Linked DNA regions of Homo sapiens: region 2 is linked to region 1. Evidence: read pairs that join two places in POLR2A ChIA-PET (ENCODE). Cell type or tissue: A673. All regions are shown on one strand. Links, peaks and the distances in the headings refer to the core of each region. The heading gives the core; the rest is flanking DNA. Region 1 overlaps CNTN5 (contactin 5). Region 2 overlaps CNTN5 (contactin 5).

Evidence for each region. Peaks named below come from ENCODE experiments on the same cell type or tissue, not always from the same donor. Only the 100,000 strongest peaks of a DNase experiment are listed, where the experiment ranks them.
Region 2: POLR2A ChIA-PET joins it to region 1 with 10 read pairs; 2 of 35 experiments call an interaction of 5 or more read pairs at or near these places.

Annotation. Positions count from the first base shown.
Region 1 is chr11:100,232,560-100,242,876 of GRCh38, forward strand. All of the region lies in intron 16 of CNTN5 (contactin 5), which reads left to right. Among named protein-coding and RNA genes, the nearest start is that of ARHGAP42, 450 kb to the right of the region's middle. In A673, for the core only: no CTCF peak of the experiment used is centred there; a DNase peak (open chromatin) is centred at 7,692.
Region 2 is chr11:100,075,876-100,086,192 of GRCh38, forward strand. All of the region lies in intron 13 of CNTN5 (contactin 5), which reads left to right. The region is part of intron 1 of LOC105369456 (a long non-coding RNA gene); the gene reads right to left. Among named protein-coding and RNA genes, the nearest start is that of ARHGAP42, 610 kb to the right of the region's middle. In A673, for the core only: no CTCF peak of the experiment used is centred there; DNase peaks (open chromatin) are centred at 4,726 and 5,146; H3K4me3 peaks cover 355 bases; H3K27ac peaks cover 2,934 bases.

The DNA of each region.
Region 1 (10,317 bases), core at 1,114-9,113:
TTTTAAGTCCAACAGACTGGGTCACATACCCACAAGCTCTTACTAGTTGTGAAACTTTGTGTAAGTCATTTAATGTTAACCTTGTTATCCCTTCGTTCATTCAGTACTTACTCATCAAACATTTATAGAGCACATAGTATGTGGCAGGCATCGAGCTATGATCTAGCTAAACATGAACAACTTTATTTTAGGGAAAAACACATCTTTTTACAGCATAATGTGAGATGTGCTGTTACCCATGTATGAGCAGCACATTTTGCTCTCTGACCATCAGCTTCATTACTAATAATAAACATAGCTAACATTTATCAGGTTCTTCCTATATGTCGGGCACTGCACTAAAGGCTCCATATTATAATAATTATTTCACTTTATTTAGCATATCACATAAAAACAATATGAAAAACGTACTATTTTTAGTTCCATTTTGAAGATAAGGAAGTCATAGAGAGGTTTAAGAATGTCACTTAAACCTCTCTATGTTAAACCACAAAATGTTTGAATGTCACTAACAAGTAGAAGAATAGTGAGTAGACTCCAGGCAGACCAGCATTTTAAATTACTATACTGCCTTCCACTGTCAATTGCCAGATTGTTTCAATTTCATTGATCATGATATCCCCTAGAACCATTTAGTTTCTGATACACTATAGTTCCTGAAAAATAATACATGTTTGTGGAAGGGAAGAAAAAAAGGAAAAAGAGAGAGGTAGGGAAAGAGTAGGGTAAAAGGGAGGAAGAAAGAAAGGAGTACTGTAAGAAACAAGAGAATGGCGTGACAAACTTTGCCTAGGAGTCAGAGAATTTCTATCAAGATGATATACTCACCGCAACTTAAGGATTTGTTGTCATTTGGTAGCCCAAGAAAGAATGAAGATATTCTACATTAGCTTGTAAAGACAGCACTTTGTCATTACCATCTATCTCTAAGGATAGGTCTCACATTCACAAATCCTCTAAAAGTAACTAATCTTTGACCACATGACCATGAGACAATAGTATTAGTAATGACTTTCTATGTTACACCTTGGCCTAAATGACCACAAACCTTACTGAAAAGTCTGAACTTCCTCTGATGGCCCATATCTTGCCATGCATCCAAAATAGTAAATTCTACTGACTACTTCCTCAGAACATCTTGTGGGACTTCTTATCTAGGTGCCATGGGTTTTGCTAGAAAGGAAGAACTTCGTTGCCATTGCTTTTGGTGTTTTAGTCAAAAAGTCTTTGCCCATGCCCAGATGGGATCTAATTAAACTAAAGAGCTTCTGCAAAGCAAAAGAAACTATCATCAGAGTGAACAGACAACCTACAGAATGGGATAAAATTTTTGCAATCTGTCCATCTGACAAAGGGCTAATATCCAGAATCTACAAGAAACTTAAACAAATTTACAAGAAAAAAACAACCCCATCAAAAAGTGGGCAAAGGATATGGACGCTTCTCAAAAGAAGATATTTATGCAGCCAACAAACATGAAAAAAAGCTCATCGTCACTGGTCAATAAAGAAATGCAAATCAAAACCACAATGAGATACCATCTCATGCCAGTTAGAATGGTGGTCATTAAAAAGTCAGGAAACAAAAGATGCTGGAGAGGATATGGAGAAACAGGGACACTTTTACACTGTTGGTGGGAGTGTAAATTAGTTCAACCATTGTAGAAGACAGTGTGGTGATTCTGCAAGGATTTAGAACCAGAAATACCGTTTGACCCAGCAATCCCATCACTGGGTATATACCCAAAGGATTATAAATCATTCTACTATAAAGACACATGCACATGTATGTTTATTGCAGCACTAGTCACAATTGCAAAGACTTGGAACCAACCCAAATGCCCATCGATGATAGACTTGATAAAGAAAATGTGGCATATATACACCATGGAATACTATACAGCCGTAAAAAAAGATGAGTTCATGTCTTTGCAGGGACATGGATGAAGCTGGAAACCTTATTCTCAGCTAACTAACACAAGAACAGAAAACCAAACACCACATGTTCTCACTCATAAGTGGGAATTGAACAATGAGAACACATGGACACAGGGAGGGGAACATTCACACATCAGGGCCTGCCAGCAGGGTGGGGGTGGTTGGGGGCTAGGGGAGGGATAGCATTAGGAAAAATACCTAATGTAGATGACAGGTTGACGGGTGCAGCAAACCACCATGGCATGTGTATACCTATGTAACAAACCTACACATTCTGCACATGTATCCCAGAATTTAAAAAAAAAAAAAAAAAAAAAAAAAGAAGAAGAAGGACTTCTAAATAAAATGCCACCAGGAAAACTGAGCACCGATAGACTTCTTTCTGCATAATCTCTTCTCATTCTCTCATTTTTAAATTTTTTGCAATTGCCCCAATTCTGGGGCAAAACCAAAACTCCCACATGCCTGAAAATGTGCCTGACCATTCCCATTGCTAAAATTCTTTAACTCTTTGATATTTGTTGTTTTTGCCTACTTATCTGTAAATTATACCAAGTGTCATGAAAACAAAACAAAATGGCCTTTAATGTTAAAAAAGATGGTCTTAAACTCACAAATATTAAGCAAAATATTGGAAGTACATTGTATCTGTTCATTTGTTTGAATTGTTTGGAAAAATCATCCCATTTATTTATATATTTTGTACAGACACATCTAAAATCAGACTTTTTTTTCTGAACGCATTCTGTTTCCTGTGACTGTCACCTAGACTGCTTTGGCGTGCCTTTTGAATACTGAGTAGTAATTTACTGTCATGTGATGTAGGAGATCAGTCAGAGTGATGGAGAAACTATAGGGAAAGGAGCAGGCCTTCTGAAAGGTTGGAAGGCTCTGCATAGCTTCAGGGAGAATAGCTGAAGGCAGCTGTTCTCTGACCCTGAGGCAGAGGGCGAGGAGTATGCTGAGGGAGGAGGAGGCGGTAAGGTAGATGATGGTTCTTCCTCCCCTCCCTTTTTAGGCTCTTCCGTGTAGAGCAGGGCCAAAGCAGCCCTAACTAAGGCCCATAATGTTAAAGATATTACTGGGACCCATTGCCCTTGTACATTATGTCTTTTAAGATTTCTTCCCACTTGTTCCCAGAGCTCTAGGTCTAGTGTGCCTTCTTCTGGGAACCATGGGTTATGGAAAAACAACAGTTTGCATTAGGTCGCTTAATTGGGCTTCAGAGACCAAGGCTCTGCTAGCTTTAAGCAGCTGTTTCAATACTTTTATATACTGTTGTCCCATGATGAATGCCCTCGAACTTGGAAATCCCCAGTGGGTACCAATTACTTACTGCCCACTCACTTCACTTTCGTTTTTTGAGGGTTCCGTCACAATCCATTGCAGCATTCCTCACATGGGGCACCACCTGCCAGGTCTGTCCCACAGACCCTGGCCTACGAATGAAATGAGTACTCAGACACAGGTATGCAGTGTAAGAGCAGCTAGGTGATTGCCTGACTCTAGTGGCCAGAGAGGAGCCCTGAGAAGCTGGAGCTGCTTGCTTTTATTCAGTGCAGGCACAATGCCAAAAACCTGGAGTCCATATAACCTGTAGGTAATTAACATTTATTTTTCCCTGTTCAGGGAACATCACGTGCACGGATGATCAAAGGTCAATTCCTAGTCAACATAAATAAACAAGGCTGTTTAAGATAAATTCCCCCACACTCCCTTGTACCTACTCCTTCTTTAAGCACTCACTCATTGGGGCAGCGTTAAGTCCAGTCCTGCACTCCCAGAGCTGGCTGCTCTGAGAGAGAGGACTGTGGGCCTTCCATCTGACCGAGGAAAGCCGCTGGCATTGCCCCAGTTTGGAACAGGACATGGAGGCTGGCCCCTCATGAAGTTTCCCGCCTGACTGCTTAGGGGATTGCCATTTTTATCAAATTTTGACTTGCAGAGATTTGCCCAATGTTTCCCCTTTTTACATTGGGGGCATATAAAAGGGGGTTCTTTTCCTGAGTGACTTTGGTCTTTACTATTGGGGCATTCCTGCTTCACATGACCTGGCTCTCAGCATAGAAAACAATTTGGGTTTTTCTCCCATTTCACTTTAGGAGGCTTTAATGCCACAGCCAATATCTGGCTTTGTGTGTTTCAGTCTCCACTAGCTGACATGCTCCTATAAGTTCCCCGACTGTAGCTGCCTTTCCTCTGATTGCCTGCATTGCCTTCAGCTATTCTCCCCCGAAGCTATGCAGAGCCTTCTGGCCTTTCAGAAGGCCTGCTCCTTTCCCTATAGTTTCTCTCACCTCTCTCACTGATCTCCTACAATTGTAAAGCCTGGAATGTACAGCCTTTTAGGGAATATACACTTCATATGGCCTGTTTTTGACAACCCAAATGTGGTCACCAAGAAAGAACTCCGCTGGGCGCGGTGGCTCACGCCTGTAATCCCAGCACTTTGGGAGGCCAAGGCGGGTGGATCACGAGGTCAGAAGATGGAGACAATCCTGGCTAACACAGTGAAACCCCGTCTCTACTAAAAATACAAAAAATTAGCCAGGTGTGGTGGTGGGCGCCTCTAGTCCCAGCTACTGGGGAGGCTGAGGCAGGAGAATGGCGTGAACCCGGGAGGCAGAGCTTGCAGTGAGCCGAGATCACAGCACTGCACTCCAGCCTGGGCGACAGAGCAAGACTCCGTCTCAAAAAAAAAAAAAAAAAAAAGAAAAGAAAGAATTCAAGTTCCAAGTAGAAGTTACTCTGAAAGGCAACCCACTGACTGACTGGTCACATCTCCTAAGAAGACAAAAGTAAAATTGGTAAGTTCACTCTAGTCTCTATTCCCCAATCGTACTTTATTTCAGTCTGTGTTCCAAAATACTAAATTCTTAATTATTTTCTTGATTTGGTGTAACACTACATACGATGTAGTCTGGTCCCAGAATGCTTCTTCACTGAACAATACAAAATCCATGCAGATTGAACAGAGGAAGGACTAGCGTTAATTGGAAGAAACTTTTGCTGACTTTTACTGCAGATTGAATTTTGTCCTCCCAAACACCTGGCAAAGGTAATGTCTCCGTTTCACTAAGTACTCCTTAATTTGGAATTACAAAGACGATTAGCTCTCTAATGAGTTACAGCAAGTGAGGTGAAAGAGTAGGGGAAAAAAACTGAACACCAGATGATTCTTTTTAATGCCAAGAAAAAAAAGGCTTTTTCTTGGTTAAAAATCTTTTAAATAAATTTCTCTCCTCTTTCATTTTACAAAACTAAAATATATAAATATTATTGCTTAGTATGTATGGGAAAAATCTGATTTCATAGAACATTACATGTAAAGATTGGCTGTCATGAGTACATAGGTCTCTACTCTGTATTATTGATTGAGTATATCAGTAAATTTACCTTTAGAAACTTATGAATCTGCTGGGGTACCTAACAAATTAGGAAGATGGGAAAAATAGTTCCTAGCTTTAGAAAAAACAGTTCATTATGAAAGAAACCTCTACAAGATTCAAAATGGGTAGGCATTGTAAAGATGAGATATAAAGGGTAATTCTCAGGTTATTTATGGGAGTGGAAAAGTAAAGGTGCATAAATTCAAGGTGAGCAAAAAGTAGTGGAGAAAAGGTCTGCTTGTATCTTTGCTGCAAATGTAGAATCAAGGTCTTTGGATTACCAGAACATTTAGCACTGGGTTTAGTCTATTGCTGATACTTACTTAGTAAATATTAGTTGAATTTCAGTAGTTTAATTAAAAAATGACTCAAAATTTTTAAAATGCCTGATAATCTGTTTACCCAACCAATCAGTATAGCATTAGAAAAATAACCCAGGATGGGATTTTATTCTCACTCTGGCACTAACTAAATAATCAGGCAAGTCATCCTACCTCTTTTGGACTTAATCTCCTCACTTGTCAAAAAAAAAAAAAAAAAAAAAAGGAGAAAGAAGAAGGAGAAGGCGAAAGAGAAGAGGGAAAAGGAGGAGAAGCAGAAGCAGCAGCAGCAGGAGGAGGAGAAGGGGGAAGAGGAGGAGGGGGTAGAAGAGGAGGAGGAGGAGGGGGAAGAAGAGGAGGAGGAAGAAAGAGGAGAGGAAAAAGAAGAAGAAGAAGAGGGGAAAATAATATTTAATTTTCTGGTTTACATAAAAGAATGAAATGAGGTTACAAACAGTAAATTGGTTTTTGGTAACTGGTAGATATTGTTGATATTCTCAAATCTAGGAAGAATTTCCATGTCCCTTATCTTTAAGATTAAATAGCTGAACCATTGTTCTTTATGGTATTCATAGGAGGGAAATAGTCTATATTTCTCCAATAGGTGATCTAAGCTCATTATCTATTGACAGAAATATCCAATAATATTCTGATTGTTGTGTCCATCTTATTTAATTACAATTTGATAATACATTCTAATGGTGATAGAGTACATTTTGACTACCTCTCCTTCCTCAGGCATTTGAATACTGAACATGTCTCAGATTGGCACGTTGATAGGCTTGGCATAATTGGGTTCTCTGTCAGTTTGCTGTCATTAGGATGAGCTGTGAATCACCATTAGGGCCATCTCAGTATATTCAGTTAACTGAGCTGATGAAATCTTGCATTCGTTTCCTGAAGTTGGTTGCACATATTAACATCTATTTATATTATTAAATATTCCATTGTGTTGACATCCATCCTTGAGCAAAATTGTAATGGATATCTTAGTTTACAGAAGGACTTTTCATGTGTGAAGTAAACACTGAAGAGCTTCAAGTGTAGTTAAACAAAATCACCAAGAAGATATAATTGAGTAAAAAGAAAGTTAAATATATAAATTATATTTCATTCTAGATAATATGTGTAGACCACGTCATATTTAGAGGTCATAGTTCAAGGGTACTGCTTTCATATCAGTGATAATCATCACTATATGCCTATGTAATAGTCATCAGGTTTATATCACATAAAATAAGAAATAAATATTTATTATAAAATGGAGCTAAATCACAGTATTCAATATTTATAAAATGTAAATATGCATTCTGTTAATGTTTACATAGGACTTTGCCATACCTTCAGTTGACAGTAAAGCAATGCAAAAATTATAATAAAGAGTAGAAAGCCTTTCAAAACACCACCAATGACACTAAAAGATTTGAAAATAATTGCAAAGTAGAATAATCAAATAAAATAGTCAGATTTTTTAAACAATAAAACCGAATAGTGTGAATGACTTTCAAGTTATTCTAGAATTGTCTTTAACTGTAAAACATTCTAGGACAAACATACAAAATCTCAAGAAAAGGAAATATTTTGCAAGTTACATAGGGTAATTATACTGAAGTGTCAGCATTCTCATTTGTCAGCACTCTGATTTGGTTAATTTAAATGTTCATTAATCACAAAAAAAGAATGGCATAAAACAAGCCTGCTTGAATTATATGTTTTGCTCAAGAGGTTATTGATTCATATAATTATTTCTTTCATACTAACTCAAGAAATAGAACTGTTATTAGTAAACTTCATTTGAAATACTTAATCACTGTTGCAAAGATGTTTTATCACCTGATCTGTATGAATCAGTAAATCAAAGCTCACATATTTGTTTCAAAACTTCAGCTCACAGATGTTAAGTCAAGATAATAAGCAGCATCAATCATACCTCACTGAACAAGATAGTCTGCATTACAGACACTCTCCCTGTAATCCATCCATTATATGGAACATCTGTTACAAATTATCAACACCCCGCCCCACACCCCCCGACCCCCGCCAGGGACTGCTCTATTTAAGTGCTTCTGCAATAACCCACTGTCTCCATTTCTCCAAATGAGTTAGATGGTGGCATCGGGATAGTACCAAGTTCACTGTCACCGTATGACAGCAGTCATCTTTCAGTCTGTGCTGAACTCCAATGGCACACTGCATAATGGTAAATGTTCTTCCTACAGTTGTATAGCAGAAATCCTCAGAGCATAAGCTAGTAGCCATCAGGAAACCACTGACAGTTCTTTCTCCACTATATATCAGTCATTGCCTAAGTTAAGCACTTAGTGTGTAATATTCATTGTTTTTCAAGTCCTTAGGAGAATATTGATTTGCTCATTTAGTTAAATATAAAATTAATGAGCCCAGATACATGTTTGTCAACTTTGGCTTATTTCCATGATCATGAAACATGTCTTGTAGAACATGTTGGTTTCCAGAAAAATCATGAGAATCTAAATAAATAAAGCAAGTACAAATTTATACTGCAGAAGAAGAATATTTTTTAAAGTGCCCTAGAGTTTACCCATATATTGTCAAGGTTGCACCTGTCTTAAAGAGAATGACTTTATAAATGTGTTGTCCTAGTGTGTCATTGGAAATAACAATTTCAAATTTACTCTGTGATAGGTTTGTGAAAATAAGTTACAAGGATATCTATTAATCATTAATAAGTGAATAGTGAGACTGAACAAATGTAAAAGTCCATATAGCCACACTTTATTTTCTTGATGTTAGTCTGCATTGCAGAATTCTAATGACACATACACAGTAAACCCAATATTGGATTTATAGAAAACTTTGTACAAACATGGTACTTTCCATATTTTAGCACCTCATATGGTATTTTCCTACAGGATTTCATTAGCTCATCTGTTCTTAGTGTTTATGCAATAGTAGTTTAATAAATAAATTTCAGGATAGCATCTAGGTTGCGTGAAGTTTTAAATAAACAAGTTACCTATTTGTAATTATTCGTACCAGTTTGTAAAAATACATCCTAAAATATCTGTTTTCCATTTCAGGATCACCTTCGATGGATGGACAGCATTACTTTTATAGTGGACTATATAAAGTGTCTACAAGTGTCTACAACTTCAACTCATGTAAAACTACATTAAATATTTATGCCTACTTTACTGCCTGGAAATCTTGATTAATTTACCTTTCACCTGAAGTTTGTGATAACTGACCAGGAAGTGTTTGTTTTTATAAAAAGGAAAAAACATTATTAAATAAACTTTTAAACATAGTGCTCTAGGGAGTCTTACGTTGGCAATTAAAAGCTTCAGCCAAAAATGACACAAGTCCTTTTGGCTCACAACTCACTAGTCTGAACCTATTACAGAGCTACATACAAAATGAAGGCATCAGAGTTCAAGTCTTCAAACGACAATCACATATTCACAAATTATACTTATCAGGATCAATGTCATTAAATTTCTTTGTATAAGGCTTGTGTGGGGAAAGGATGGTTTAATTTTTGCTTTTGCTTACAATGCAAATGGAAAAATAATCATGCTCTAAGTAAGACCGCAAGAGACCAGCATGCAAAGGATCCTCAGAAACTATCACTGTCATTGAAACCATGCTGACAGAATCTACTGAAAAAGTAACTGCCTGAAGCATCACAATTTACATTTGTTACAAAACCTTACTGCTAAGAAAAAATACTCATATGTTTTTAATGATTTAGATTTTCCCCAAAACAGTCCTACAGCCTTTGAGAGCTTTCATCAAATGTTTGCCTTATCGTTTCAATGGCTTCTTTCTTTGGACTTCTCTCATATGCTATCCAGTGGCTTCTGATTCACACTCAAAATAAAATCCAAGTTCCTTGCTATTGCCTTCTAATCCCTGTATAAACTGGCACTTGCTAATCTTTCTGACATTATCACCTCCACTCTCCTCTTGCTTTGCTATGCTCCAATTGCCATACTCATTAACACTTACAAATTTTGCCATTGCTGTTCTCTGCCTGGAAAACTCTTGCCCATATTGTTTATGTGGCTGGCTGGCTCCTTCTTATTTATTTCTCAACTCCCTATCAAATGTTGCCTACCTCTTCCCCATCCAATTTTCACCACTTTTTTTTCTTCATTGCGTTTGTTACTATCTGAAATTATCTTTCACTTGTTTATTGACTTTCTTCTCTTTAAAAGTCATAAGCAGTCACCTTCCCTATCTTGTTTACTACCTTAACCTGAGAAAAGTGGTTTAATTGGCTCACAGTTCCACAGGCTGTACAGGAAGTATGGCTGAGGAGGCCTCAGGAAACTTACAATCATGGTGGAATGCAAAAGGGAAGCAGGCACATCTTACATGGCCAGAGCAGGAGTAAGAGAGTGATGGCGGTGCTGCTACACACTTGTAAACAACCAGATCTCAGGAGAACTCACCACCACGACAGCACCAAGGGGGATGGTGTTAAACCATGAGAAATTGCCTGCATGATCCAGTCACCTCCTACCAGACCCTACGTCCAACAATAGGGATTACAATTTGACATGAGATTTGGGTGAGGACACAGATCTAAACCAGATTAACTATACAAATGAATGAATATGTAACCCCTTTTCCCCAAAGAGACTAATTACATTTTTAAAAATCAGACAAAGGAGGAAACATGGAAAGAAC
Region 2 (10,317 bases), core at 1,112-9,111, 160 kb before region 1:
ATCCTGCTTCCAAGGTCCTTTCAGTCTTCTTCAGGTCAAGGTACTCTGTGCCATATTCTGGGGTATCATGTTCTGAGCCCCAACATCGTACAACTTGTTTTAAAAAGAATTTCTCATTCTTAGGTTGGGGGGCGGGTAGCAAATGACAAATTGTGAGATCATTGTTGCCTATGACAGAATTGATCAGATAGTGATTGAATATTAGTGGATTTTTGCTCACAACACTATGATTTTTAAAAAACTGCACAAACCTAATTAAAGTAGAAGAAAATTGTTTTGTTGCATAGTAAGAACAAATAATTTACACTGCTAGGTTATTTTTTCTGGACGTATTAAAAAGCTTACAGTGTCATTAAAATATATATGCCTTATCTACGCAAAACATTCTATCTGAAATGCATGACTTTGTTTTATGTTTCTGGGTGGCATGTGAGTTTTGTCCTATTTATTTCAGTTCACAATAAGAATGTTCTTCATCAACTGTTGAAAAATGACACATGGTGAGTTTAAAAAATTAGGGTGGAACCTCTTTTACCAAAGCAAAAGTATTGAGAGAAGTAACAGGATTATGAGTATTCTATTACAACAACATAAGCTTACTAAATTTTTTATTTTTCAGATGTTGAAAAATACAGTTTGTGAATTTTTCAACTTTCTTGTTTCTCTTCCTTTCTTTACTGCTAACCCTTGGGGTTAGTGAGAAAGATACATTGACCTGAAACTCAGATCACTCAATTTTTTCTAGATGTCAATACTTCCAGTCAAAGTGTTGTTTAGGAAGAAGGCTAAAATGTAATTTTTTTTTTTAATTTATTCAAGTAAAAGCAAGGCTCAGCCACATTTCCTTAGCATTCTGCCTACCTTGATCTACATGTTTTAGGTCAATAAACTGGCTTTATTGAATAACAAAGCCCAGACATATATTGCATTTTTATTCTTAATATTGACAGGCACACTTACAAAATACCATTTTTATTATTGAATGACTTGTTACCATATCTGGCAGCCCTAGGTTTTAAGAAGAAAAATGTAGTTCACTACAAAAAATAATAACACTTAATATTAAATAAGAGGCTAAGATTTCAACAGCAATAGGCAGAATTCCATAATATAAGAAGACACATAGTTGAAAAATTGTACATTCTAAAATTATGACTAGAAACTTAACAATGTCAAATGCCTATATTTTACATTCTTTAAAAGAAGTCTCAGTTACAATGACAACTTATTTTCTTGAGGAAATTTTAGATTGCTTTTCTGTTATAATGCACACCAACCATTTGATTACAGCTCTAAATATAAATTTAAATGGAAACAGAGGTGTTAGAAAACTGTTAAGACTTCAAAAAGTTTGTGTCATTTTTTAATTTATAACTTACATTGGGTGTGGAGATTCAAATCATGGCTTATTTTATTGGAATATAAATATAAATATCACTCATATGATCTACATCAAATATGTGCCCCACTCATCCAACCTACAACAATTGAGACAAAAATGTTGAATGAGTTAGTGTTGTCCTTCAATAAAAATTTTGTTGTTTTGGGTTCATTCCAAAGAACTATTGAAACAGCAAATGGCAGTTTCTGTATAAGAAATAAATAATAATATTATATTGGGGAAAAGGAATTAACATAATAGTATATTATGAAAGAGACATTCAGGCCAGGTACAGTTCTCATGCCTATAATCCCAGCACTTTGGGGGGCCAAGATGCGAGGATCACTTGAGCCCAGGAGTTTGAGACCAGCCTGTGCAACACAGCAAGACTCCTATCTCTACAAAAAATAAAAAAGAAGAAAAAACAACTTAAATAAATAGTCAGGCATGGTGGTGTACGCCTATAGTCCCAGCTACTCAAGAGGCTGAGGTGGGAGGATGGGTTGAGCCTGGGTGGTTTAGCTGAGCCATAATCATACCACTGAGCTCCAGCCTGGATGACAGAGCAAAACCCTGTCTCAAAAATATAATAAAATAAGATCAAAAAGAAATATTTAAAAAAACAAAATACGTCAATTGCTTTCATAGCATAAAATTATGTCCAGAGCAATGGCATAAAAATGTAATATATAGTCTTAATTGCAGGAAAATATAATCTAATCATCTGAAAATATGTCAGAAAATCTCAAAGGTAAATTTAATTTAGCATTACTTAAATTTAACTCTAAATTGTAAATAAAATGATTGAAAATGATAGAACAACTGAAGGTTATAGTTCGTCATTTGTCAACAGAGTGCCAAATAACCATTTGGCTCATTTTTTTCTACCACGTTTTGAGTAAATCTGCCAGGTTTAGTTTTCTTTGTTTTCTTGAAGGTCAGTGTCTTCAAAACACAGTATTTTTTATGTGTATATATTTTGCTAAGGAAATTTAGAAATCATTATTCTAAAGTTGAAAATTTGATAACTAGAAAATAATATGACTTTTAGAAAAAAATATGATTAACAAATTAGCTGCCTGCTTATATATTACCAAACATTTCATTCATTTGGCCCTAAATGATACAACTAAAATATACAAGAAAATGGATTACATCAGAGCTAAGATTTGTTTACATTTGTTTGTTATTTATATCACAGAATGATCAATATGAACTCCCTTCAGATAGTAAATCACATTATTACTAATAATGATGATGACTGCTTATGAGTTCGTAGCGTTTATGATTTGCAAAGCACTTTAACGTTGTTGGTAAAAGTATAAACCAGTGTATGAAAAGAGGACTTACTTGCTCTGCTTATCCTGCAGATTATGAGGTTTCAGTAAGTTACCTAATTTATTATCTTACTAAATTAAAAGAGTAAGCTGATTGGGTTGTGAGAATTAAATGAAATTTTACATGTAAAATATATTGCCTAGTGTATGACATCTACTCAGTACTCAGTGAATGTTATGTATAATGATAATGATACTGATGACGATGATGATGGTGGTGGTGGTGGTAATGGTGATAGTGATAATGATGGTATCTGTATCAAGCCATTTTCCTACTCCTATAAAGTACTGCCCAAGACTGGGTAATTTATAAAGGAAAGAGGTTTGATTGACTCACAGTTCAGCATGGCTGGGGAGGCCTCAGGAAACGTACAATCATGGCGTAAGGCAAAGCAGGTGCAAGGAACCTTCTTCACAAGGAGGCAGGAAGGAGAAGTGCCAAGGAAAGGGGGAAGAGTGCCTTATAAAACCATCAGATCTATGAGAACTCATTCCCTATCACGAGAACAGCGTGCGGAATACCACTCCCGTGATTCAGTTACCTCTACCTGATCTCTCCCTTGACATATAGGGATTATGGGGATTATAATTCAAGATGAGATTTGGGTGGGGACACAAAGCCTAACCGTATTAATATAATTTGTACCTTTGAATCTTAGAATACTGGCATCCATTTCTGTTATCAGTAGTCTGGAAATGCTTACCATTCTCCTTTCTTTCTCCAGTCATTAAGGAAAAGAATACCTAAGATTTGTTTCCAAGGACTAAAGGAGTCTTTTACATCTTTTATGTCATAAATTTGTTATTCATCAATCTATGTCCGCAAATCACTATTCTTTGTTCATCAGAGCCCCAAACCTGTCGTCATTTATTCCTGGCATTGAAAATCTCATCTCCCTTACCTATTTCTAGCTCAATGTCTTTGGAATAGGTTCCTGTCCTAGCCGACCAAATATTTACTTGTTCCATTAACATTTTATAGGCCATGTGCAAATAGACAAATAGACATGGGGAGTTAATGGAAATAGAAATGAAGTATTTTAAAGACTTTTTTTTTCACTGTTTTTCTTTAAGGGCTCTCCAGGTTTTCCCCCCATCACTTTCACTTTTGAAGATTACTGGCACACAGTCACTTAGGTTCCTGTATCAATCATTTCCCTTTTCATACTGAAACTAATAAACTCCAGAAGTACTAGTAAGTAAAATATTCCACAGGGATTTTCTCCTCTAGCAGACCTTCATTCAGAATGTTCTGCTCATCAAACTCATATTGGATTTTCACTCCAGCTCATTATTTCCATTACTTGGCCATTAACTTTTGTTAAAATATAATCATCCAGAAGCACTCCAGCAGTGCACAAATATTAAGTCTTCATTATTACATGTTCAATTTCCTGTACTTTTTGTGGACAAAGACAATCTTAGCTAAAATGAAGAATACATAGTTTTTGATAAAGGTATAGTTTATTTTGTTTCCTTTCCATAAGTGCATATATAAACTGTTGTTGAACCTCATAGAATGTCATATATGTTTAAAATTATTCACAATTATTGAAATTTCAACATATTTTAAGCACTAGTTTTTATGCCCAGGCAGAGTAAGGTAACAGTTATGAAGATAATGGACTATAATTCAAACTGGTGCTTAAGAAATCCTGCATACAAAAAAAATAAAATTATCCTATGGAGGTGCAGTATTATAGAATAATTTTTCTTTTATGGGACTGTAATCTAAGCAAAGACTTGTCCAAAATCTGACATAATGGCCCCCTGCTCACTAAAGGAGCTTCAGAAAGGCAAAATTTTCAACTTATTTAACACGCATAGAAAATTGCACTAGAAATACCCATTATTTGACTTCTAGTGGGAATTCATGTTGTGTTTATTAGGCAACAATGATGAAGCTCACATACTGACTCAGAGACATATGGGAAAATCTGTTCTTAACAAAAGCCCTAAAGGACACTGTTGCTGAGAAGAAAGCAAGGTCTTCTTATTTTATCTATGGAAGAAGAATTCATGGGTATAATTAGGGCCCTGTTTTTGTCCCTTTGTTTCCACCTACATGCTGGGTTTGCTAATGAACAAGCTGTTTTGTTGTTTCCTCTGTGACAGTGTCTTTTACATATTAAGAACGTAAAACAATATAAACTTTAAGTATCTGGGTTTTCCTTAGTGTGTAAGAAATTGTATAATGAAAGAAAATTAGCATTCATAAATCAAGAATGTACAATTTGAATTTATATGTGAATTAATATCTATGTTTTCAAAAGAAATAAAATGATTAAATGGCATTGTTTACCTAAAGGAAGAAAGGTTTATATCTGAATTTATAAGATTTAGTAACTATAAACTGCTTACTATATAAGATGCCTTAGTACTCAGGGATGGTTTCTTGCTGTTTCCTATCCATGAACTTAAGGGGATGAGAAGGAAATGGCCTTACATTCATTATGATGAGATTAAGATACTGACTTCCTGATTTCAGTGAAAGCTAACTGCACAAGACTCTGCCTGAGTCACCTTCTTCATCTTTTCCTTAGAATGCTAATTTTTTATTAGAAAAAATTTTAAAATATAAAGCATTAGCATTTTATTATATTTTATTAGAAAAATATAAAAGGAAAGAAAACACAGTCATAGCAGCATTGGAAATTAAGAATATATAGCATTGGAAATTAAGAATTGTTGACTTCTGGGAGGAATCACCGTTTCATATAGAAATGAGCTAAATTAAGAATTTATCAATGAGTTGTTGAAAGCTAGACCTCTGAAACTTTAATGAAGTCAATTAAGAAACCAGCAGAGGAAAAATTTTACTCACTTCTACTTTATGTCCATATCTACTAAATTCAGAAATTGCATCTTACTACAGAAGCTGGCTTGAACCTCCCTCCCACCTGCAAGGTGGTAAGATGCTATGTCCGTATTCCACCCCATCTGAACTAATCCAACACTTTTTGGACATTATGAATCCAGCAATGGGGTGAGAGAGGACATAAATCTTAGGATTTCAAGTGATTAGCAAATAAAGCATAATGTCAACAAATGGTGATACTGAGGAAAAATTGAAATTCATGGATTCTGGAAATTATGTAATTCCGTGTACTACTTCTAGCAAAAGAAGGACTATATACCGTTTCTAATTTTTCAGGAGTAAATTTACCTCTAGATACGACTAAGGACTAGAAAATGGAAATTGACAAACATCTCACCTCAGTCCAGTTGAGCTTCATTATAGCCTTAGTAGACCTTGAGCGTTTGACTACAGCTGTGTACCTAACTGACCTTGAGATTAATATTTGGGGAACAGATTCTGGAGCACTGAGAGAAAAAAGAGACAAATAAAACTGAAAATATTGCCAATTGGCAAAAATAGGCCTATAGACATAGGAGTACAAGAGAGTTTAAAGCACAAACACACATTAAGCATGACAGTTAACTGATAGTCATAAATTTGGTAACAAGATGTCAAGCAAATATAAAAAGAATCATCATCATGCTTAAGTACAATACAAAAAAATTGTGTGTGTATGGGTGTGTGTACAAATAAGTTAATAAATATCAGGAGTTGCAAAGCAAAAAGCTGAAAGCATTCTAAATCATGGTGGCAACGCAAGTAAATATAGTCATAGTCCATATAGGAAAAATTAAAGATTTACAAAAAACAGATATATTGTAGAAGCATTGTAGGTTTGCTTTTATTGAGATAGGGTCTCACAATGTCACCCAAGCTGGAGTGCAGTGGCACATACACAGCTCACTGCAACCTCGACCTTCCAGGGTCAAGCATTTGTCCCACCTCAGCCTCTCGAGTAGCTGGGACCACAAGAGCACACTGTCACCACCATGCCTGGAAAATTTTTTTAATTTGTTTTGGTAGAGATGGGGTCTCACCATGTTGCCCAAGCTTGTCTTGAATTCATGGGCTTAAGCACTCCTCCCAGCTTGACCTCCCAAATTGCTAAGATTATACGTGTGAGCCACTCTGCCCAGCCCACTGTGGGCTTTTTTAATTACATTTTTGATGAGTACTTAAGGACAATGATAAAATAATGGTATATTATCAGTGGAAGAAATCATTGAACACGGTAGAAATTTCATTTGAAGAGAAAATGTCTGCATGGACACAAATACATTAAAAATACTGGAAATAAATGCAGCTAATTGTTCACAGGTTATCTCTGAGAAGAGGATTATAGATAATTTTCAACGCCACTTTATGCATTTCTCTTTTGCATCACTGTGAGGAAATACCTGAGGCATGGTAATTTATAAAGAAAAAGAGGTTTAATTGGCTCACAGTTCTACAGGCCATACAGGAAGTGGGATGCCAGCATCTCCTTCAAGTGAGGACCTCAGGAAACTAACAAGCAAAGTAGAAGGTGAAGCAGAAGCAGGCACCTCACATGGCCAGAGTGGGAGCAAAAGAGATAAGAAGGCTGGGTGCAGTGGTTCACACCGGTAATCCCAGCATTTTGGGAGGCTGAGGCAGGCGGATCACCTGAGGTCAGGAGTTCGAGACCAGCCTGGATAACATGGTGAAACACTGTTTCTACTAAAAATACAAAAAATTAGCTGGGCGTGGTGGTGCATTCCTGTAATCCCAGCTACTCGGGAGGATGAGGCAGGAGAATCACTTGAACCCAGGAGGCAGAGGTTGCAGTAAGCTGATATTGTACCACTGTACTCCAGCTTGGGCAATGAGAGCAAAACTCTGTCTCAAAAAAAAAAAAAAAGAGAGATGGGAAGAGGTCCCAGAGTATTTTAAACAACCACATATTTAGTGAACTGAGCAAGAACTCACTTATCATCAGGGGATGATGCTATACCATTCACAAGGGATCTGCATCTGTGATCTAATCACTTCCTACCAGGCCCCATCTCCAACACTGGGAATCTGATTTCAACATAGGGTTTGGAGGGGACAAACATGTAAACCGTACTATCCATATTTCTAAGCTTGGTCTCTTTAAGAGAATTAATAACCCAAAATAATGCAAATTTATTGAATAACAGTGTACTCACACTCTGCCAAATAGTTGAATGAGAATGGGAAAAAAATTCTCACATTTTCAAATAATTCCATTTTCAACAGTATGTTTACATAGTATAACGATGATCACAAATATCTAAATTAATGGCATCCACTTAAACACAGAAGATCAGAAGATAAACACTTCAGGAACTCTCAAAATATCAGTTCCTAATATTTTCCAAATTTAGGGTGATGGAAAACCTAAACACTCCTCTTTAAAGTCCTTCAAATATTTTCTTTTTCTTGACCACTCCACCAGTTTGTTTCTAGATTTCACTTTTTTCTTAATTGTTGAATATAATAAAATAAGTCTCAACTCCCAACGAGAGATAACACTGAGAAACTCAGTTAATTTAAGCTGTAAATGACAACAGAACAAGTCTGGTTTGTTGTACTATGAGCACCTCCAGTTTTTGACTTTACATGTTACATCTCTAGCTAATTACCAGTTTAGGAAACAGTTTATGAATTCTACTTCTAACCATGGTTCATTTACCCCAGTTACTATAAATTGCTTCACAAGTTGCCTGGTTGTGCTCTCCACATAAGCACAACTTGAACAAGCCATTAATTGCTCACAGGTTTTTCTTTTCCAAAAGCCCCCCAGACTACAACTTTCAGCTTAATTTGTCCTTAATACAAACAGCATCTAAAATACTTGGGAATTCAAGCATCTAAGTATATGCTCCTAACTGATTCGACTACCTCCCCAAGTGACTCTTCAGTGAATATAAAATGGTGAGGAGAGAAGATTCTGAGGCTGCTTAGAAAAAAAGCATTGTACGGTCGAGATTTTTAGCATCCTCTGAGAATTACATAGTCACTTCTTTTCAGATTTTGCATAAATCACGATGTAATTTAACTTTGGTTAATTTATAATGAGAATTAGAGGTTTGGTTACAAATTAAAGCATAGTACAATGATAACCTTGACTACAAATGGAAAGAAACTGTACATCATTTCCATGAAATATAACATATACAGATGTTATCATTTGCATGCTTACATCTCTGTGTTCCAATGACAGTGTGGTTTCTGAAAAAAAAAGAGGTAGGTAGGTAGGTAAGTAGGGAGATAGATTGATAGTTAATAAAATACCTATACATTTTAAGATGATTACTATGTTATTAGTTAATAGCTGGAGTTTTCAAGATACCAATATGATTTTGTTCCTCTTTCTTTCCAGTTGCAAATGGTAGCTCTACTTCTCCTTTTCCTTAATGGAGAGAGAAAACCTTTCTTTCTCTACCCTCTGAAGGTTCAGTAACTGAGTCTATGAAATATAAACCGACAGTAGACAGATTAATAAGACAAAATGCATACAAATTGATTGTGTGCACAGGGGCATCACAGAAAGAAAAGTGAGTACCCAGTAACCCAATGAAGTTTAGAAGCTTATATATCCTTTTCATAGAAGAGAGGGGTGGTGGGATATAGGCCACTTAAGGGGGAGTAAATAATTTTGGGGAGAGAATGAATAGGCCCAAAGAGCACGTGGTAACCAGTGAGAAATTCTGTCTGGGTGTGGCGCTAACTTCCGGTCTTTTTTTCTGGGATATGTGTCAATTTCTCACAATGATGAGTTTCCTGGGGAGGAGATCCAGGATGAATTGAATTTTTTCTGGAGTATCTGGTATCAAAACAATAAGAAAAATTCAGAGAAAACCTCTGCCTGCTGCTGCTGGTCCCCAGGTGCCTTCAATTTAAAGTAATCAGCACAACAAAACTTCATATTTTGGGATAACATTCCCAAAACTCCTTCACCCTCATGCAGCAGACACATGGTCTATGAACAGTTATATTCAATTCAATTTATTTCCATAAAAACTAAACTTTCTTCAACATATACTGTATATAAGACACTATGCCAGTTCATACCAAGATAAGTAAGAGAGAATCCCATCTCCCAAGGAGGCACCTGTCTGGTGGAAAATAAAACTAATATAGACACCTATAAAATAGGATAAACTAAGGTAATAATAAAAATAGGACTGACTGAGCATTGGGTATTTTTATATTGCATTACTTTATTAAAGTCCTCAAAATAAGATACGATTTTAAATAATATAATCCTGATTATAAATAATTAAATCATAGAGAGACTGCCTAAGCACACACACTCGTAACAAGTAACAGAGCCAAAATGAGAGCGTCCTAATTCTGTTTGAATCTAAAACCTGTTCTCAGTCTACTGTACCATACAAAAAACTTTGAGAGTTAAGAAAGAAGAAAATAAAATCTAGATAAAAGATAAGCTTCCTGGGGGAACTGCCATTGAAGTGGTCTTGGAATAGGATTTTAACACAGAGGGACAGAGTATATTTTAGGAAGAGACTTCAGAATTTGCAAAAATAGTTATGAATTCAGGACACTTTTGGGAAAGTAAATACTAATATTTGTCCAGGGTATAGACTATGTATCAAAATGAAAAATCTGCTGAAACAATTGAATAGCTGAAGACAAATAAAGAAGAACTTGAATGCACAGATTGAGTTCAAGCTTAACTTAGTAGCCAAGAGGTAGTCTTTGAAAGACTCAGTTCACATCTTTTTGAATTAATA